2 separate regions of the Homo sapiens genome follow, and region 1 is linked to region 2. A link is an interaction called in ENCODE POLR2A ChIA-PET data of the cell type or tissue named here. Cell type or tissue: MCF 10A. All regions are shown on one strand. Each heading gives the region's core, and the rest is flanking DNA. Links, peaks and the distances in the headings are about the cores only. Region 1 overlaps LOC107985675 (a long non-coding RNA gene). Region 2 has its middle 85 kb from the start of TBL1X.

What was found. ChIA-PET counts read pairs that join two places held together with the same protein. Peaks named below come from ENCODE experiments on the same cell type or tissue, not always from the same donor. Only the 100,000 strongest peaks of a DNase experiment are listed, where the experiment ranks them.
Region 1: POLR2A ChIA-PET joins it to region 2 with 5 read pairs; 1 of 35 experiments calls an interaction of 5 or more read pairs at or near these places.

What each region holds. Positions count from the first base shown.
Region 1 is chrX:8,081,799-8,086,197 of GRCh38, reverse strand. The region is part of intron 1 of LOC107985675 (a long non-coding RNA gene); the gene reads right to left. Among named protein-coding and RNA genes, the nearest start is that of MIR651, 43 kb to the left of the region's middle. In MCF 10A, for the core only: no CTCF peak of the experiment used is centred there; a DNase peak (open chromatin) is centred at 1,947.
Region 2 is chrX:9,378,198-9,382,596 of GRCh38, reverse strand. No RefSeq gene overlaps it. Among named protein-coding and RNA genes, the nearest start is that of TBL1X, 85 kb to the left of the region's middle. In MCF 10A, for the core only: no CTCF peak of the experiment used is centred there; DNase peaks (open chromatin) are centred at 2,496 and 3,436.

The sequences.
Region 1 (4,399 bases), core at 190-4,189, 1.3 Mb after region 2:
CATATTTTTACATCACCTCATTTAATTCTTGGAGCAACCCTTGGAAAAAATGCCTCAGTTCCCAAAGTGCTGTTCCCACAGAGTGTTTGAATTGCTACAGCTCCAACTGCAGCAGCAACATCACAAGCAAAAATAAAGTAGTAATTAGCAACACAATAATAATGATACTGTCTTTTTATTAAGGCTAAATGCTTTACATGTATTTTTTTCACTGAACCCTCACAGAAGCCTCTGAGAAGAGGTATCATTATTATATACAGCTCATTCACAGATGAGCTGAAGGGTTAGAGCAATCTTATATGTTGCTCAAGGTCACATAGCAAACACATGTCAAAACCAAATTGTGAATGTAGGTCAGAATCAGAATTCAAATCCTTAACTACTATAGCATCAAAAATGAAACCAGACAGGATACGCTCAGAATTGTTGAACTTCAAACCCCACTGAAGAAGTAGAGAAAGCTATTTGAGCAAACTTATTTACAACATCTTGGAATTATACAGCACATATACAGGTGTAGATGATAATACCAAAAAGTCTAAGGCACTAGTGAAATTGCAAGGTTGAGCTGAGTCTTCAAGTTGACACTTTCTTGCTATTTTGAATCACCTTCAAGGTTGCCTAATTTATCAATAGTAATATTTCTCACTGTAGATATTGTGCATGATCTTCAGTAAAGGTCCAATATTTACCAGTAAAATATTTTAAAATAATATTGTTATTTTGCATGAGTCCTGAGAATAACTCAAAAGGTAGATGAAATAATTCCTTCCCTTTCACCAATAATAAATGCTAAGATATTTCAGAAGACACTTGGTTAAATAGAAATAAAATGCAGTATTTTTCAATGCTATGCTGAAATTAACTGTGCAGAAATTATAATCTTCAAATTCATATTTCCTAATATTTCCTAGAGGTATATTATGTACACACACACAGACACACAGAAGAAGTACTGTTCACCCTCTCCCAAATGAACTTGGTTCTCTAGTTTCTAGCAAAATAGTGTTATACAATTCTGGGCTAAAGACAGCTTATTAAAGTTTTCCCAGTGTAGGGATTCTTAAGAGATTTTAATATACTAAGTTGAATTTGGAATCATCAAGGACAGAATAAAGTATACACGGTTTCCCAACCTTATATGATGTTTTTTTTTTTCTCCCAAACATTACATCGTACTGTTTTCTGGCATGTTGGGCAGTTGATAGGCTGTGCTATCATTCAACTTCCTTTGTTTTTATTGACCAAAAAGCTTCATATACGTATAAATATGCAACACTTCCAGAGTTACCAGATTTCACAAGTAAAAACAGAGAATGTCACAGTAATTTAAAATTCAGGTAAATGACAGATCTCTCTTTGGTAAATGTGTGTCCAGTTTATCTGGAGTTCAAATTTCACTGGGCATCCTGCATTGTATGTGGTAATCCTAAACATTTTCGAAGAAAAGATGAAAGAGCCATGTCATTCAGTGCATGATAATAGAAACTTAACATCTTGAGTTGGTGTAGACAGATCCCCACACATCAGCAACATTTTGAAAATTTACCTACCTATTCTTAGCCCCTAGTTTAATTCCACTGTGCCCTTTATGTACACATTACTTTAAAATATATAATTTTGCCAGTTTTTAAATTCTTTTTATTGATTTCCCTGAGTTGTATCCCTACATGATAAGGAATCAACCATAAAGGTATTTACTGGCTAACAGTGAACTAGGCACTAGGTACTCAAGAAAGCTTTTTTTTTTTTTTTTTTTTTTTTGTCCACTGTAAAATTGTTCCTTAGAGGAACAAGCAATAACTGATAAAGGCCAAAAAAATTCGTCACTGGATATTCTCAGATGCATATGATGGTTTCCACTGTAGGCATTATTAACATTTTCTCAGAGTTTTCTTTTTCTCACAGTGACTAACACATCATTATTTTTCTTAAGTAACGAAAAGCTGGGAACCCTGCCAAAAGTTATCTTAACAGATGCTATATTATCATTTCAGTGAATTCTATCATTTTTCACATCCTGGTAATTATATTTCAGAGGTGGAATGCATGCTGAGTATGGCGGGCTGCTGTTACAAAAATAGACCCGAGAAACACATTAACCTGGTAACTCCTCCCATCCTGGGGATGTGGGATGCTGCTGTGTGCCTTGCCTGTGGTGGGATTTTCTGGGAATCCACTGTTTTCTATTTTGTGCTTCATTTCAACTCACCTTTTCACTCATGCCCCATGCCGAATTACCTGTAAGGAATCATTAAACTTTTGGTTTCCTGTAGGGAAGATTAACTAATTGCAAATATTCGGGAACTGGGGCGGGGGTTGGGGTGCGGAGAACTACAGGGTCTCATTAGTTGCTCCTTCCTGAATTGAACCATTATAGCATTCCCAAAGAACCCCAACAGCCTAAAGGGGCACACTTATTTTTAAACGTTTGCTGAAAAAAACAACAATACTGTAGTTGATACTTGTCTAATCTTTCTTCAAATAAATTGAGACCTGAATCCAACCCTCCTGGATATATGATGTCTTTAGTTCTATTACTTTGTTTCTTTGACATACCAGAAAATTTCCAACAAAAGGAAAATCTTGGCTTTTCATAGTTCAGTGCTCATGAGTCCAAATGAATTATCTTTCTCAATAGCAGGGGATTAATAAAATATGCAAAGCATCCCAAATTGGCCTAGACACTGGGAATAATGTTATTTATCCTACACCCACGTTCCTTCCAGTGAGGAAGGCGGAACGATGAATAATGTACACTTTCCCAGCTGCTTGTCACTGTCTTTAGGAGTAGACTAAGAAGAACATCATTTCTCAGAAAAAGCCTCCAAGTGTGCAGAGTTGGAGGTGACAGCTATTTTTCATTCTGAGTTTTGTTCATAACAAAGGGCAGTTATTCTTCTACTGTAAAAGGAAGCTCACTCTAGGTAAAGTCACCTTTGATAGAAGCTTTTATTTTCCAGTCCTTGCCAGATCAAAGTCCGTACTGTGAAGACCCACCCTACGGGCAGACAGCAAAGAAACCCTGTGTGTGGTGGGCATTGAATCTCTACAAGAGTGGGGGAGGGGGGGGGGGAACAGAAACAAAAGTCCAACTGGGAAAGTCTGAATGGCCCAGAGATACAGGCGCAGTTGGAACTATTCAATTAGAACATTGACAGGGTATTCATTTGCTTTCTTTATTTGTTCTGAAAATTACTAGGATGTTTTCATTAGCTGTCCTGTAAAATTGGTGACAAGAGCCCATTTGAGAGAATTCTAATCTGAGAAGCCCCTCTTAAGTGTGAGTTATATTGGAGACTTATGGCCTGAAAAATAAAGAGTCCTCTTTTCTTTCTACATAATTATGTTTGCAAAATGTGAAGCACAGGGGCAGAGTGTGTAGATTTTCAAAGCACATAGATGAGCTTCTAGAACATGCAGGTAGAGAGAAACGTCTACCAGAATCTTTGAATTAGAAAATGTTATATATGAGAATGGGGTGCAGGTCATAAGAACAGCTATTAAATCCCTTATGAAACTGGAGAGGAAGGAAGCAGCATTTCTTTGCTTAAAGAGCTGACAAGACTGGTGAAGCTGAAGCTCATGTTTTTGGAGAAGTGTATGGGTTTTTGATCCTTGAGAAGCAGAAAGAATTTACTCAGGTTAACAAATTACCAATCTTTGATGTGTCTGCAATGTTATTTTTTCCTATAAACTTGGAATTTAAAAGGTCTTTTTTTCCTGACTCTGAAGTCCAAGAATTTGGAGTCTATATTAAAAGACATAATCATTATTTTGCATTAATATTAATTTGATTGCATTCAATAAATATTCACCAGCAAATCTGATCCTTCATATGATCTGAAATAAAATATGTACAAGTTACGGCAATCTTTTTTTTTTTTTTTTTTTGAGACACAGTTTTGCTCTTGTTGCCCAGGCTGGAGTGCAATGGCGCGATCTTGGCTCAACACAACCTCCACCTCCTGGGTTCGAGCAATTCTCCTGACTCAGCCTCCTGAGTAGCTGGGATTATAGGCAGGTGCCACCACATCTGGCTAATTTTGTACTTCTAGTAGAGACAGGGTTTCTCCATGTAGGTCAGGCTGGTCTCAAACTCCCGACCTCAGGTGATCTGCCCGCCTCGGCCTCCCAAAGTGCTGGGATTACAGGCATGAGCCACTGTGCCCAGCTGGTAATCTTTAATACTAAAAGAAACTTAAGTCTGTTTTGGCCTGACCATACTAGTTCCAAACTAAATTTTATATGTAAAAATGAGAGATTGACATCTATACAAAATATATTAAAATATGTTCTATCAGTTATAGCTACACATATATAATGGTTACATATTATGGTTACATATGTATAAATATTGACATATGCTGATACATATACATATAAAACGTATCTATGT
Region 2 (4,399 bases), core at 183-4,182:
GGGTGTTGGTGGCCCTGGACTTTGGTCGGGACCCATCCAGACTCAGGGAGACAATGCTGGAAGTTCTCATCAAGAGTGCCTGGGTGGGGCAACCCCCATGTCCAGAACTTGAGTACAAAATAGAAAACCAAGTGGGAGCCTAGACATTGAACCTGGGCTATGAGAGGGAAGTGGGCCAAGATCACAGTGAGGCGGCCGCACCTGGGAGGCCAGAGCTTTCCAAGGATGCATGCACTCCCACTTAGCAAGACCCGTCAAGAGCCATGGGTGAGTGGGTTGAACACAGGCAGGCTGGGGCTTAGAGCAGAGGTAAGCAGAGCCTGTGATAACTGAATAGAGCCAGAGAACAGCCCCTCTAGCAGCCAATCAAAAACTTTTTTTTTTTTTTTTGAGACGGACTCTTGCCCTGTCACCAGGCTGGAGTGCAGTGGTGAGATCTCCAGCTCACTGCAACCTCCGCCTCCTGGGTTCAAGCGAGCGATTCTCCTGCCTCAGCCTCCCGAGCAGCTAGGACTACAGGCGCACGCCACCACGCCCAGCTAATTTTGTATTTTTAGTAGAGACGGGGTTTCACCACTTTGGCCAGGATTGTCTCGATCTCTTGACCTTGTGACCCACCTGCCTCAGCCTCCCAAAGTGTTGGGATTACAGGCATGAACCACCGCACCAGACTGCCAATGAAAAACTTGAACATGCGCCACAATCACCTGAAAGCCTTTAGTGCTTCTCATTCAATAGATCTAGGAATGTGCATTTCTAACAAGTTTGTAGTGAGGCTGACTTGCTGGCTGGGAGCCACATTTGGAGAGCCCCTGGCCCACGCATTTCCTTCAACAGAGCTTCCCAGCACTGGTTGCCTGTGAGAGGCAGCCGGGGAGATGGAAAAAACATTGATTTCTGCTTTGGGTTAGGGGCAGGCTGCTGCTTCTACAACTAGAACAAAATGGACAAATTAGACAAAGTCATGTTTGTATTTTTATTTATTTTTATTTTATTTTTTTGAGACAGAACTCACTCTGTAGCCCAGGCTGGAGTGCAGTAGTGTGATCTCGGCTCACTGTAACCTCCCACTCCCGGGTTCAAGGGATCTTCCTGCCTCAGCCTCCTGAGTAGCTGGGATTGCAGGCACCCACTGCCACACGTGGCTAATTTTCTTTCTTTCTTTTTTCTTTCTTTCTTTCTTTTTTTTGTATTTTTATTAGAGATGGGATTTCATCATGTTGGCCAGGCTGGTCTTGAACTCCTGACCTCAGGTGATCTGCCCACCTAGGCCTCCCAAAGCGCTGGGATTACAGGTGTGAGCCACTGTGACTGGCCCCAAAGTCATGTTTTTAAAGGCATCGGAGAGATGTAGGGGCAAAGAGGACAAGTAGACCTGAAATCCTAGAGCGGGAGGAGCACTTCCAGCAGTGATTCAAAAACTGGTGCACAGATCTCATGCCCCACACAGGATTACTTGACCGTATATCTGGGATCTTCTGAAGTGAGGGGCTCTGATTATGCATAAATTGCTGTAGAGGAGGAGGAGGGAGCAGGCATTCCCCAGTGTGCAGTGCTGCCAGAGGAAGGTGTGAAGGGAAGCATGTTAGGGCGTCTGTGCCCACTCTGGCTGTGGTTCCTGACTCTTTCTGTCCCAAGCAGATTGAATCCTTGCCTGCCTCCCACTTGATTATGGGAGAGTAACCACGTGATATTACTATTCATTATTTACAGGTCTTTCCCCCTTAGTATCCCTGTACTCTCAGATTCTAGCACAGGGCTTAGCAAATGATAGGTGCTTAGGAAGTGTTTGTTGACAGAATAGTTGTGATCTCAGTTCTGGCTCCATGCCTCTAGCTCAGCGGTTCTCAACTGAGGGTATTTTGACCCTCGTCCCTCAGAGAATACTCGACAATATCTGTAGACATCGCTGATTGTCACAGCTGTGGGGAGTAGGGGAGGTACTACTGGCATATAGAGGATGGAGTCAAGGATGCTGCTTAACATCCTACATGCGCAGGACAGCCCTCACAGCAAATAGTAAGCTGGCCCCCAGTGTCTGCAGTGCCAAGGGTGAGAAATCCTGTCCTGGCTGGTCTCCATGCAAGCCATACCTGAGGGGTCCCACCCCTGCTGCCTCCTCTGGTCACGAGGTTGGAGGTTCCTGTAGCTCAGGCCAGTGCAGCATCTTCCATTCCCTTGACCCCTTTATAAGAGTTTTCCTGTGGCTCCTCGGGTGAGGTTTGGGGTATCAGTTAGTGCTCTCAACAATGGCCACCTGCATGCGCGGGGAGTGACGGGGTTGGCCCTGAGCACAGGTGGAGAGCTGGGCTGTGGGTGATTTGAATGAGCCCTGCATGCTCTGAAGGTCTGGGTTGCCTCAAAGCTCTACCTGGTTTTTCAGAGAAATTGTTCTCCCGTTCACAGAAGCCTTCCTCTGCTACCCAGCTTGTAACAGCCTGCCCATCCCCTCATCCCTTGTCTGAGTTGTTCATCATGACTCATTCCCCAGGATGAGACAAAAGGAGCCTTTGACTCCAATAAATGTTTAAAACAAACAAAAATAACAAACCACTTGTTTCCAGGAAGGGCGGAGGCGGTAAGGTGGAGGTAGCATTTTCCCACTATTGTGCTAACATGGATGAATTAGATCAGCTACTTAACACCTGGAAAGGTGTGGAAAGGCATGAGAGGATGAAGCTGAGTACAGTGAAGGACAAGGAAGTCTGGAACATTGTGGAGTGCGTGGGCCAGGGAAAGCAGCCCTGCAGAGGAGGCTGGAGGGGCAACTGCATATTCCGAGAGGAAGTTCAAAGGCTCTGTGAACAAGCTCCAGCACCAGACAGTGCTTTAAATGTGCTACATACATTATCTCATGCAATCCTCACAACCCTATGAAATAGGTTCTATCATTGATATCTCTGTCAGTCAGCTAGCACCTCAATAATGCCATATAAGAAGCATCCCCAAACAATTTCTATGGCTGAACACAGCAATCATTTAATCTCCCCAATGTGGCCACAGCTTGGCTGAGAGCCAGCAAGATTTAGTCTGAGCTTATCTGCACATAGCTCCAAGCTGCACACTGGATTCAGGTTTGCTCCAGGCATCTTTCTCCTTAAACTAGCAGGCAAACTGCAGCTGTTTCTTTCCCATAGTCATGGGAGACGTTCAAGAGGGAAAGCAAAACTGCACAATTCGTTTCAAGCTTCCACTTGTGTCTCATCTTCTCATATTGGCCATAGTGAGGCACATTGCTGAGCCTCAAATAAAGAGATGGGGATGTACACTCTGCCCAGCATGAGTTCGAAGCAACTTATAGTGTCAAGCCAACACGGATGGAGTGGGTAAGTATACTCCTTCCACGAAGGTTGGGAGGAAGTGGTGTCAGGAATGAGTACTTGCCTAACAATGATCTAATCTACTACATTTTAAATATGTTGAAACTGGGGCACACAAAAGGATTGAGCAATTTGCTTTAGGCTGCAGAGTAAATGAGTGGCTTGGATGTGAACCCAAATGATGTGGTTTGACAGTGTACGTTACACAGTACTACGCTGTACTGTAGTATACTGTACTATACCTGCCATGCCATACCACTATGCCAAAAGACTCTTTGCTGTGTTTTGTTGCCTGTGGTAGCAAGTGTTCAAGATAGTCTCCAATGATCCTCACCTCCTGTATTCACATCCGCTGTGGACTAAAAGCTTGATTGCCCCTTACATTCATATGTTGAACCCCTAATCCATAATGTGATGGTATTTGAAGGTGAGGCTTTGGGAAATAATAAAGGATAGATGAGTTCATAAGGGTAGAGCCCTCTGACAGGATTAATGCTCTTATGAGAAGAAGAAGAGAGCAGCCCTCTCTCCTTTATCTCTGTGTCATGTGAGAATTCTGTAAGAAGGTAGCCCTCTGCAAACCAGGAGGAGAGCCCTCACCAGGAAATGAATTGGCTGACATCTTGATCTTGGACTTCCCAGCCCCCAGCACGGTGAGCTATAAGCCATCCAGTTTTATGGTATTTTGTTATGGCAGCCTGAGCAGACTAAGACAACACTCTTGCATAGTCTCCTCCCATGTTGAATATGGTTGACCTTTGTGACCAATAGAATATTAAGGACATGATGGTGGGTGACTTCTGAGGCCATCACAGGCATTTCAGGTTCCTTTTTGGTGTCTTGTATCACTCATCTGGGAGAACCAGACAGCATGTTGTGAGGATGCCCAAGCAGTCCTACGGAGGGGCCCACAGGAACAGAGGCCTCCCTCCAACAGCCAATACCAGCTTACCAGCCCTGGATCCTCCAGCACATCGTCTTCAGATGCTTCCAGTCCCCATTTAGTCTGCCAGTTGAAGTGCCAGATATCATTAATCAAGAATGTCATCCATTCTGTGCTCTGCCTGGATTCCTGACCC